Regions from separate parts of the Mus musculus genome. Here region 2 is linked to region 1. Evidence: chromatin contacts called from ENCODE Hi-C data. All regions are on one chromosome and are shown on one strand. Each heading gives the region's core, a stretch centred on a gene start or an enhancer-like site at or near the end of the contact. The rest is flanking DNA. Distances are from core to core; before and after follow the strand shown.

Region 1 (6,280 bases), core at 2,284-4,783:
GAATTGTCACTCCTCCGGGAGTGAGGTTGTCCCATTAGGGCGAATTGTCATTCCTCCTGGAGCGAGGTTGTCCTGGCTCCGCGAAGGCTGAGTGCCGGGCCGAGAGCAATTAACGCGGCTCCGGCGCGGGCAGCCGCCTCTGCCCCGGGCAGCGGGGGCGGGGCGCCCGGCGCGGCTGGAGCCGGTCACCCGGCGCAGCCCCTTCCCCCGGAGCCCGCCTTTCATCTCCCCGCGCCTGGCGCCTACCCGCAGCCCTGGCCCGTCTACAGCCTTCTCTGCCCCTCCCCCTGCCCCTCCTAGCCTCTGGGATCCGGCGATCCGTCCTCCGGGTTGCAAACGCCCAGGTCTGTGCTCAACGCTTCACGGTTTACTGGGACTGCCTTCACCTTGGAGCTCCTGGTGCGCGTGCGCGGCCGCTCCACGAAGGGTCTCCGCTCCTGTGACATGCAGTGGGGAAGGGGAAGCTCAGGGAAGGTGCAGGCTTAGGCCCAAGGGGAATTCGAGGGTGGCTCACCTCCTATTTGCATGACTATTTAGGGCAGCTTCCTAGCCCGAGACTTTTCCCTGGTTAGGCAGAGATACAGTCTCCGCCTGCAGTGATGTGCTTGAAAAGCAAATGAGGTCCTGCTCAAGTTCGGGAGCTTGGGCAAGGTGTAAAGGTGACTCTTCGCTGTTGCGGAGTTCCGCTTGGAACCCCACTTTGGCCGCTTGCAAGTGTTCACGGCGCATAAACATTATTCTACCACCCCGGAGTTTAAGTTTACAGAGTGCGTCCTAAGTGCCAAAGCCAGCCCTCCTCTCTGGGAAGACACCCAAACCTGCACCTTTTTCAGGCTGGGAAAAATCTCTGTTCAGGGATTTTTACAAAGGTCCTGCTTTGGGGTTGGTGAAGGCGGGTGATGAGTCCCTAGACAAAGAAAGCGTTGGGTAAATTAATGTTGCTTTTGATATACAAGAATATTTTTAAACTAATTCCCCACACCTTCTACGTTATGAAACCCACTGAAGCTAATTCCCATAAGAGTCGAGCAGAGGAATGATTGCCCCTCAGTTTAGAGCCGCGGGGAAGACCTGAAAAAATATTTTGAGGGTGTGCAAAATTCTTGCAGCAGATAGGCTTTCCACGAAGGGCTAACTTCCGTGTTCAGGCTTTTTCAGCCCTGGTCTCCACCCCAGCAGAGTTGGAGAGGCGCCTGGCAAAGGGATGGGGGCTGTCTCCTTGGCAATGCCTCCTGTTCGTGGCCAGAGCTTGGTACTCTGGAGGTCAAAACTAAATATTCCTTTTCTCCCCACCGTTTCCCTTTCAGTGTCTTAGCATTTCCCCCCAAATAGTGCAGGAGAGACTGAACTTTTCCTCTGAAGGAGACAGTTTAAAAAAAAAATAGAGACATTCCAATGGAATTGTTTTGTTTTTTTAACTTCCTAAGACTCTACCTGTGCCCCTAAAGTAACACATTTTAAGGATAAGTTTTCCGATTATTTATAAAGCATTGGTTGGGTTCAGGACAATTGAAACGTGAACTTCATTGTATTCTTCGGCAGCTGAGGACTAAACGAATTTTAGATTTGCTTCCAAAATACATAACCCCACATCTTGCCTCACTTATTGAGAGGACATACAACTCAATCTGAATTTACCTGTATTGTATTTGAGATCCCTATCATCAGATGTGACTCCAGGGAAAATACATGTCTCCAAATCACCTTCGTTGTCTTCTTTTGGCTTTCCCGGGCTTCCAGTTAGCAACAACAAAGTACTTGTATCTTGTGGTAGGAGAAAGTTTCACAGGTTTTTAGAAGCCTCATTTAGAACTTCTTATCATTAAAAGAAAACCTTTCAAAACTGAACTGAATTATCTGGTGAAGACTTTTTTTTTTTTAATCTTCTAAGATTTCTACATCTATGGGTTCCCTCAGACCAGCGAGATTTCACTCTGGGTAAATGTTTGAGGCAAAGGTCCCTGTTTCAGAGAGGTAAGCTGGAAGGATCTGGAGGTCTAGGCAGTCAAGTTTCTAAGTCTTCTAAACTGGGGTACCTGCTAAGCTCTGGTCATTGAAAGCAACTTGGAGCAATGGTCCTCCCCTTTGGTGCTGGAGGGAGTATTTAGGGAGCATTTGCTGTTTGGGACCAGCGCTTAGCAGGCTCTTCTTTCCCCCACCAGTCCGGATGGGTTTTTGGATCTATGAAAAAGCTTCTGCAGCCTGAAATGGGTTGTTTGCAGCGATCTTTCTGCTCCTGCTGGCTTGCGGGCAAGGGAGGTGCAGAATTATTTCAGGCCTCTGTCTCAAAACTCTCTTCTTCCATGCATTGATACAGTTGGTCACTGATGCTTTGGGGCTGCAGTTAGATAGAGAGTGTGCTTTAGGGTGGGATCCTGATAGGTATGCTGCTTAAAATTTCAAAGTCAGGTGAGATGAGCTTTCCCCAAAGATATTCAGGCTTTGGGTTTGCAAAGTCGAACCCTGTTATTTGCAGAGAGAATAAAGACACTAAATGTCACAAATACCCTTCTCCCCTGCCCATCACCTCCCAAGGCAGATGCTATCCTGACACCTGAACTCCAATGACAAACACAAACTCAAAAAAAAAAAAAAAAAAAAAAAACCTCATGAGCACACTTTTGCACGGGCCTAGAGAGGAGACTCAAGGGGTGAGAAAATATCCCCATTGACAGTTTCTAAAACTTGTCCTGTTTGGACAGAGTATGAAATGGAGATCATTTGTGTAAATTAGCTGCCAGGAACCAATGGGCGCTGGGTCTGCTGGTGCACACCTACACTCTCAACACCAGGGACGAAGCCAGTGGGGTAGCAAGTTCAGGACCATCTTGGGTAAGATAGGGAGCGACTTCTAAGCTAGCCAGAGCTGGAGAGCAAGAGTCTGTTTTAAAGGAAAAAAAAAGGGAGAAAGGGTAGAGATTAGTTGAATATCCCTTGACCACCTCTCAGCCTTTCTCATCTTTGTCCCTTTTCTTAAGGAATGAGTTACAGCTAATGTCTTGGAACACTCTCCAAAGATAAGACAACTAAGGACCATGCCTAAACTATTTCTATTAGTAAAGATGCTGCTATTGTTTTCCATTATAGTTACAAAGATACACTAGTTTGAGCTCATAGTGGGAGCTTTATAAATGTTCCATGCCCTCCGCAGATTTCCAACATTCTCAGGCGGGAGCGTGTGGGATCGGCACCAGAAACACTTTAAAGAGGGGTTAAAAGACAAGAAATGAGACTCGGCAAGCTTCCTCTTTAAACAATCGGCTTTAATTACGCCTTAGACTTTTCAGTTTGGGCGATTATAACCCTTGAGGGATCGCCTAATAACAACTCTGCTGACTGCTCCTGTAATTAACTCCTAATTTATTTCAAACGGGGCGGGGGAAGGGCCCCAAGCCTCTCCAGGGAGAGCCAATCGGTGGCGAGCGTCCGTGGCGTCAGGAGCAGGGCCGTCGCCAGTTGGTTGAGCCGAGTCTCCCACTTCCCCTCGGAGGACAGGCTGGGCTCCCAGCGCGCCCCTGCCGGCTCCCCCCCCAAAAGTTGGAGTCTTCGCTTGAGAGTTGCCAGCGGAGTCGCGCGCCGACAGCTACGCGGCGCAGAAAGTCATGGCTTCTCCGACTAAAGGCGGTGACTTGTTTTCGTCGGATGAGGAGGGCCCCGCGGTACTGGCCGGCCCGGGTCCCGGGCCTGGAGGAGCCGAGGGCAGCGCAGAGGAACGCAGGGTCAAGGTCTCCAGCCTGCCCTTCAGCGTGGAGGCGCTCATGTCCGACAAGAAGCCGCCCAAGGAATCGCCCGCGGTGCCACCCGACTGCGCCTCGGCTGGCGCTGTCCTGCGGCCGCTGCTGCTGCCGGGACACGGCGTCCGGGACGCTCACAGTCCCGGGCCTCTCGTCAAGCCCTTCGAGACCGCCTCGGTCAAGTCGGAAAATTCCGAAGACGGAGCACCGTGGATACAGGAGCCCGGCAGATACTCCCCGCCGCCCAGTGAGTGCGCGTCTGGGACGGGATCCGGGCTGGACCAGCGCGAGGGGTCCCAGAGGGGCTGGGGAACGGGTGTTAACAGGATGATGCTCTTGACCCCCCTGGTACCCCAGTTCAGCGGGCGGTCCGCATCCCAGAATCCCTAGCTTCGAGGAATCTGCAGTACCTGAGCGCTGGCTGGCATTTGAAAACCAAACCAAGTTGTTGATTTCTGCAGTCCTTAGCCCCCTGCTCCGAAAACTTCATATTTGTGTACCTGCCCGGGAAATAGGGGAGAGTCGCTGTTTTGTTTTGTTGAGTCAGGGTCTCCTGTGGCCCGTGCTGGTATGCAGCTCAGGATGGTCTTGAACTCGTCATCTTACTCCACCACCTAAGTACTAGAATAACTGGTGTGCACCACCACACCGGGCTGGGATCCACTTTAAATGAGTATTGAAATGTGGTTTTGCTGGCCTTCAAAATATACAGGCAGCCCCATGAAGTTCACCCCACTATAAAGACTAGACAACTGGAAGTTAACCAGACATGGAGCAGACATACTTGGTAGTCTTCGAACTCCAGTGTCCATCCTATGAAGGGAAGGTGGCAGGCAGAGACTGATTCGGAAAGGAAGCTTCTTGTATTCTAGTCCGTTGTTGGTTAGGTTCTGCGTGTTGCAGGGAGCTAGTTTGGGCCAGACCCTCGTGGGCTCTCCTGGGTTCACAGTAATAATTAACAGCATTCCTTCAGAACTTGAGAATGTACAGTGAGGTGGCCACAAGTTCGCCAGATTTGGCTGCTTGCTAGAACCTCAAAGTACAGGCAGAGGCATGCCACCTGTGGCTACCCCTTCAGACTTGGTGGCTAGTGCTTAGAGGATTGCTCTTGCTTGGTCCAGGTTACCATTCATACTTGCAATGGGCATGGGGGTCTGGTGTCCATGCTCTCTGCCCCCTCTTTTGAGGGTGATGGCCATATTGCTATTTTCACTGCACCCCACTTCCTCCAGGGAGGCTGTGCCGACTTCCTTTCCAGACTTAGCATCCCTTTGGGGTCCATTCCTGAAACTTTGTTTTTAGTTTTATCTCTTGGCCTTTGAGGTTTATCTCTTCTGTTGCCTTTTTTCCTGCCCCCCCCCCCATCAAACTTTGGGAAAGTTGAGAAAGAGGGAGAGGGATTGTGGAGGGACTTTCCCAGCTCAGCTGGGGGAGAACTTGTCTTCCTTTCTACCTTTCAGCCCGGCCCTCTGGACTAGAGATGCAAAGTATTTTGTGAACAAAACAAGACCATATACCCAGGCGTCAGTGGCTGTCCCCTCTGGCTGTCTCTCTCCACCCTGCTGGAAATTCTGAAAGGCTGAAAGGGTGCAGAGATTAAGGACTTAAAGAATTTAAACTCCAGTTTGCACAGTGCTTTTCAATACATTATCTTATCTGATCTCCTTTGTGCGGCAGCCGAGAGCCTCTTGTTAACAGAAGAGGCCGTTTCACAGCAGAGTTCAGAGGGATCAGCAGTTTGGGCCCATGGAAAAAAAAGCTCTTGGGCACATTGATTTGCTCATTACCCCCCAAGTGGGGCTCTGGGCACTCCAACATGTAGCTCTCTAAGCCACCCGAGGGATAAGTAGTAGTTATCCATTTTATTGTCAGCGAAATGGAGGTTCAGAAACATGAAGAGTCTTAACTTGTTTAACAAATTTGGAGTGCCTGTATTCCTAGGCCTGGGGCAATGCCCCACAACACATCCAGGATTTCAGCCTTAAATGGTATGGTGGCCAAAGGTCAGAAATCCTGGCATACTTAGGCCTGGCGGTCTGGTGGGGCAGTTCCCCACCCCACCCCACCCCACCCCCACTGTGTCCCCGCCCCCACTGGCTCTGTAACATCTCTGCAGTGGGCAGTTTTTCCTTGCCCTAGATAAATCCTTTTTATAAGAGAAGCTAGGGGCTTTCGGAGGAGGTTTCATTTGGAAACACAAGGTTTTTGATACTTGGGGGTGGAAGTGTCAGCAGGATGAGCTCGGAGAATGCCAAGAATCAGCTGGGGGGGGGGGGCTGGAGTTGGAGGGAGGGACCCACCTACCCCTGGCCCTGGTTTTGTGGTTTGAAGAAAGCGGGATAAAAAGTTTGTTTCACCTTGTTTAATCACACACTTTCTTTGGCTGGTATAAAATGGGTTAGGGGGAAGAAGGTGGGAGCGATGGGGGAAAGATTCTCCTGGCAAGGCTTTGCCATCTGAGCACAGTCCCCATGGCCCGAACTTTATAAGTCACCATGGCCCACAAAGAGTAACCCAAGCTACCCTGGTTCAAAACTCCTGTAGAA
Region 2 (6,280 bases), core at 2,045-4,544, 2.4 Mb before region 1:
TTCCCTTAGCTCAGCCACTCTTCTGGAATCAGAAAACATGGTGGCAGACTTGGGTGAAAAACAGCATGGAGAGTCACAGATCATATCAGCCATGGAGAGAGACAAGCCCTATACATCCATTGTAGCTGGTGGCTGATGTCCTATCCAGCAGTCAGTATTCCCATACAACCCCGTCCCTCAAAGAAACCTCAATAGGCTGCAACCTTCTGGGAAACTGATAAAATCCTCCAAGTTTGATCCAATTTCTACCTGGGCACTAGGTGTCTATAATTGCTTGAAAAAAATAAAAACCAAGAGCTTTTATTGGGGAGGGGGTATTAGATGGGGCAGAAAGAGGTAGGTGGTCCCCGATACACTCCAAAAACTGGGTTTTCTAGTTTGAACTACTCTACAGCCTAAGAGGCTTAGGGTTGGAATGTCCCGGGGAATCACGGATGGCCCTGGGGGCAAGCCATAGCACATTCCTTCCTTTTTCCTAAAATCCCTTCATTCTCCAAGAGTACAGATTTTAGGGCAGCATACCCAGATAGGGACCTAAGGGTGGCCCCCATGAGAGTCCTCCACTCGGCCTTCTCAAGAATTAAATTACTAAACCATTCTTTTGCCAGATTCTATTTGACTAAGCCCAGATCAGCACAGGTCCTTGGGCTGTCTCTCCTCTAACTCCCACAACAATGCAGGCATCTCCAGATCACCGTCTCCCGGTTTCTTGAAGGACAGAGAAATATTTCGGACTCTGCACAGGTGGGAAGGGTAGTGGAATAGAACTCGACCTGCTTCAGTGAACCCCCTTTCTTCCACCCCTCCTGCCCCATCTGGAGACCAACTCTCACACTGAACAGGAGAACTGAGATTCACTTGAAGGTCAAACCTCAAACCTCCTCCAAGTCACGCATCAAAATGAAGGGGGCTGTGCATGAGCCTCTGCCCCAGAAAGATTGTAGCTTTCCTCCCGGTGTGTATCTGCATGTGCATACCGGAAGCCCCTGCTTAGAGTAGGACAGTGAGTGAGGAGGGGAGGGGGCTGTGGAAGAACAGAGAATTTATGCTAGTCTCATTCTTCAATATGCCCAGAGTCGGGGCACAGCCTCTTGTTGGTCCTCCCACGTCCACCCCACCCCCCACCCCCTTGATCACTATATGTGCTACTGAAAAGCACACTCCTCTGGCAGTCCCCATTAGCCTCAGTGCTTCTTTGGGGCTCAGGATCTATGAGGATAGTGGAAGGAGTATCTGAAAGGGTCTGAAGACCACTCCACCCACACAGCAAACCTTGATATCTCCAAATAAAAGGACTGCTGTGTCTAACCCAGAGCAGTGCTTAAGGCTTAGGCCCAGAAGGGCACACAGCAATAGCTTAATAACTGCACTGATACACTGCCAATGTATTAACACAATGGTGATGTGAACGACAGATGCTTCTCCACACAGTCCATGTAGGACCTAACTTCACCATTTCCCTGTCCCTGTCTGAGACACACTCCCAGGCGTTCCCACCTCGATCTGACTTGATGGACCTCCTATTTCATGCTATCCAATTGGACATTAAACAGCACATGTGTGTGTCCACCCGTACACAGCCTCCTGGGTCCGGACGTACAGGTGTGCACTGCCATCCTTGTATGATCCAGGCTGCTCTCTGACTGAGGGAGGTAGTGTAGCCCCGTGGACCAACCGAAGCACCTAGTGGGCTTCACTTGCAAGGAGAAATCAAGATACCCCAGGGCCTTAGTCAGCTCCCCGGAAAGCATCCTCCCTCCATCTTTGCCCAAATTCTGTCTCCCTCAATAGACCTGGCCCTAAGGAGCTGGGCACCTTGAAGCAAGGCCAAGGGAGTATGAGACAGTTCTGGCCCCACCCTGCATGTCTGCCCTTGCCCCCACAATTCTCACAAGGCACCCATCCAGGGCCCAGCTACTTCCCTCTGGTGGTAGAGAAGGTAGGAGAAGGACCAAAGGCAGAGCCTTGCAGTCCCCACCACTAACATACCTGTAGAGCCAACCCAAGAAATGACTACAGGAGAAGATGATGTCCTGGGCTCTGGACACTGGAGAACAGAGAAGTGCTTCTTTCCTAAGCCCTAGTCTACCCCATCAGTGGCTGGTTCAGGGGAGAGGTCTGCAGGTGAGGCCCAGAGACAGCCTAGGGGTCCTCCGTGGCTACAGAGGCAGGTCAGGGCCACCTCAGTTGTGACCTGTTTACTCAAGAAGCTGAAGTCCCTGGGCCAGTTAACAATTGTTGGATAAAATCCTTGGACAAACTTCATTGGAGCGTGAGGAGCTAAGGAGGGGACCACTCTTGTGAGCCTAGAGGGTAAAGTCTTTGCTTGGGGAGGGGGGAGCTCTGGAGCTACAGTTTCCTAGCAGTGTATCGGGAGAAAACCCAAAGGCTTCCTAAGCTCCCAGCCCAGGGTTGTGAGACATCAGTCACCTGGCCTACCAGGCCTCTGCTGAAGCCCTGAGAATTCAGAAAGTAGGCCCCACACTGGAGCAAAGTTACCCTAAAGGAGGGCAGAGGCTGGCAAGGCCTACCTGGTGGCTGCCAAAGACCTGATCATTGTAGGTGCAAAACAAAGGGGGATGTGGAAAGGCCACGGGCCTGGTGGGGCTCTTGGGGTCTCCAGTCCCACTCGCCATGGCCTAGAGCCAACAGAAACGTTTCGTCTGATTAGAAGCCGTCATCTCTACCCCAATTCCGGAAAATTGACTGCGGTGCAGAGAGGAAGGCCATGAGAGCAGCCTTAGGGGAGAGGGTCCAAACTAATTAGAAGACAGCATCCGGGGCCCATTAGAGCTCGCAGGCTGCTGTCACTCAGCCGGCCCCGAGTTCCTGGGAGAAGCGACTGAGGTAGGAGGGGCCCGTCTGCCCCTCGAGGACGACACCACCGCTGGGAGCTGCAGCAACCGGGAACCGGCCCCCCGGCTCTGCCACTGACTGCCCTGGCGCTGGCTCGGAGGCGCCGGCTCAGAGCGATCCTGCTCAGCGAACCTTCACTCATTCTAAGTTGTTCTCTCCCGTGGCTGGGGACTTGAGGTGGCCCAGACAGGAGTTGACTCTCAGCGAAACAAGTCACTTGGGGCCCCCAAGGTGTGCACCAGCCGCCCGGGGCTAGCTGGCCAGATGCGTTTCTTTTGTGCGGCCAAGGGAGAAATTCGTGTGTCACCGGGGAAGGAGGGAGAGGCGCGGTGAGGCCGCGGGAGAGGGGGGGAGGTGAGGCGGCGGGAAGGTGGCTGCGACGGGGAGGGCGCGGGCGAGGCCAGGAGGGAGGGAGGGAGAGAGGGAGGGAGGGAGGACGGCGGGGAGGGCGCGGCGCGGGCGGCTCGAGGCTGGATTCCGCCCGCGCCCGCTCCCTCGCTCGCTTGCTCACTCGCTCGCGCCCTCCCTCCTTCTCTCCCAGCCCCCTCCCACCGAGGCCCACCCCACCCACCACCCCTGGCGCAGGGACTGCTGGAACCTGGCTGCGCGCACTGTCGTTTTCAGACAGACTCTGCGGGCTCCGACCCGAGCCTTAGAAACCGGCCTCGAATCGGGACTGGGGCCCGGGCCGGCCGGGCAGCTGAGGCCGGAGCAGCAGGAGCGCGTGGCGGAGCCCCGAGCCCCGAACCCGGTCCCGCAGCCTGGAGAGGTCGATGGAGCTCGAACGGCGTCGCTGTGGGCGCGGGCAGCCCTGGGGGGCAGCCGCTTAGGCGCCACTCTCTTGTCCCCAACAGGTCGCAGCCTGGGCGGCCGGGAGCTCCCAGCCCCGGCCCCTGGAGCGCCCGTTGCGGTCCCCACCTCCATGGACGCCTTCAAGGGAGGCATGAGCCTGGAGAGGCTACCGGAGGGGCTGCGGCCACCGCCACCACCACCGCACGACATGGGGCCCAGCTTCCACCTGGCCCGCGCCGCCGACCCCCGGGAGCCGCTGGAGAACTCCGCCAGCGAATCGTCCGACGCTGATCTGCCAGGTAAACGCGGCTCCCCCAACCCGCGGCGGGCATCCAGCCTCCGCGCACACCGGGCGGCTTGGCACGCAGCCGGGTCCCCTCTGCGTCTCTGCAGCGAGGAGCTTTCTTTTTCCTCCCTGGTCTTAACCTGACGATGAACACGGAAATTTACACGCGCGTTCGCACGCACACGCGAAGTCACTTCCAAACAGTCCCCCACACGCCAAGCCCTGAGTGGGACTGGCAGCCCCTCTGGAGCAGGAGCAGATAGCACGCGGGAGAAAAAAGTTGAGTTTTCCCTAACTGGTTGCTGAGGAGTCGCTGGGGCTCAGGGCGAGAAGCAGATGTGCAGGGAGTAGAAGGGGTGGCCAGACAAAGTGCCCAAAGAGACACCTTGACAGATGGAGGAAAGAATCCTAAAAGAAGAGGTGGGGTCACAGAGCAGGCTAGAAGAGAGGGGTCCGTAAAGCCGAGCTCGAGCTCTGGGGACAGCGAGAGCCAGCCAGCTAGGAGGCGCGGCCTGACTCCCGGCAGAGCCGGCAGAACCCTGCTGCAGCGGGGATCCTGGCCCACGTGGACACCTCAGCCCAGAGCCACCAGGGGTCCAGCCAGGGTGGGTTCTCGACTCCACAAATCCCCCAGTTGTCTTTTAAAAAACAAAACAAAACAAAACAACCCCGATCTCTTGAGCTGGGCCCGAGATTGGGTGGCTTCGGCCATGTCCGTTTCCAGGCCTGTCCTGTCTTGGAGCGGCTGTGCACGGGAGGGGGGTCCCAACCCCAAATAGTCACAGATCTCCAGGCTGCCTGGGACAGCCATCCCGGGCCCTGGGCATCTCTTCCACGTTTATTTAATCGGTATTTGTTTCTGTTTTGCATCTCTAAGTGACTTTTTTCCAACCTCTGTTTGCTTGGTTAGAAAACAAAGCTCTGAGTGTACTTTTGTTTTTAGAAGTTTTAAGCGTGGTGTTTGCTTAAAAAAAAAAAACCTGTAGAGATTGATTTTCAAATCAAATCTACAGGGATAAATTAACAATTTTAACTGTATGCTTCCTTTGACACAATTCACTAGGAGTATTTCTCTGAAATTTAAAAGAACCTACATGCCACAAGTTACTTGGAGAGATTTTTTAAAAGTCAATTCAAAATGGCGCATTTCTTTGAGATTCCCCCCCCCCCCATCAAAATCCATTCGTAGCAGTTTTATTTTGTGAATTTAAATCATCTCGCTGTAATGTATTTATCTAGGGTTTGGAAAGTATCTCTCCCAGTGTTTGTGTGAGGGAATCTAAAATTTACCTGCAGTGATGCATAGATTCTTTTTCCCAGAGAAATGGCCATCTGACTGGAGTTTATACACATTTGGCTGTGTGTTTAGTTTAGGGGTGTGTTCACAGGAACGGTTTTGACTTCTTGATCTACATTTGCTCCGGTTCTGCCTCCCTGGCTCTGAGGGTTTGTGCACCTTTCTGTTTCTAGGGAGAGAGCTCTGAGCTTTTCTAGGGCTCCGTTTTGGTTTGTAGTTCCTTTGCGTTATGTTTGAATGCTATTGACTACTGTGTGCATCTTGAGTAGCTTTAAAGAGACAGAGAGGCCCGGGTCACTTAGACAGAATATGTCTGTCTAGGCTGCAAATGGAGGGTTTTCTAGACCTCAGAATCCGAGGCCGGTAAGGCTGGGATCCAAGCTAAGTTGCGGCTCTGACACAGCCCTGGCAAGAACAACATTCCAGGCGACTACATGGCTCTTACCCCACAGATATGCTAGCTTCAGCTGGAAAGTTTTGATGCCCGTTCAGGAAAGCTGAGGTGTCCGCTCAGATTTAGACCTTCAAGAGTCTCAGCAGGGCCGCAGCCAGCGAGCTGCAGAAGCAGGCCCTGCCTAGCTGGGAACCCAGGCCCAGATGTGGCTCCCGGGCTCTTTGCTGTGGCACGCCAGATCTAGGGGTGCTTACTGAGAACCGGCACCCGGCCCTTCCTTTCCAGCGGGGAAACAGTTCCCAGGGCCCCTGGATGGAGGGAGGGAAGCCACCGCTGACGGCAGGCGCTTCGGTGGAGCCGGGACCGGGCGCGATAGTGTTAGCCCGAGGTGACTCGCGCCCATTCCTACCTGCTGCAGACAAGGAGCGCGGTGGGGAAGCCAAGGGGCCAGAGGATGGTGGCGCGGGCAGTGCTGGCTGCGGCGGCGGTGCAGAGGACCCAGCTAAGAAGAAGAAACAGCGGCGGCAACGCACTCACTTCACAAGCCAGCAGTTGCAAGAGCTGGAGGCCACGTTCCAAAGGAACCGCTACCCCGACATGAGCATGAGAGAGGAGATCGCGGTGTGGACCAACCTCACTGAACCGCGAGTGCGGG

Evidence for each region. Hi-C counts contacts between places; a loop is a spot of excess contacts on that map.
Region 2: a map of ES-E14 shows a loop between it and region 1 (6-fold over the local background). The contact joins the promoter of Pitx1 here to the promoter of Msx2 in region 1. A Hi-C loop is called at or near these places in 5 of 37 maps with a recorded cell type or tissue (ES-E14 and left cerebral cortex).

Annotation. Positions count from the first base shown.
Region 1 is chr13:53,470,033-53,476,312 of GRCm38, reverse strand. Msx2 (msh homeobox 2) reads left to right here and starts at 3,533. Exons shown (of 2, transcript NM_013601.2): 1 at 3,533-3,981. The coding sequence starts at 3,603. It overlaps Gm33763 (a long non-coding RNA gene), which reads right to left. Exons shown (of 4, transcript XR_873406.2): 2 at 515-2,338; 3 at 387-437.
Region 2 is chr13:55,828,439-55,834,718 of GRCm38, reverse strand. It overlaps Pitx1 (paired-like homeodomain transcription factor 1), which reads left to right and starts at 3,294. Exons shown (of 3, transcript NM_011097.2): 1 at 3,294-3,947; 2 at 6,044-6,279. The coding sequence starts at 3,779.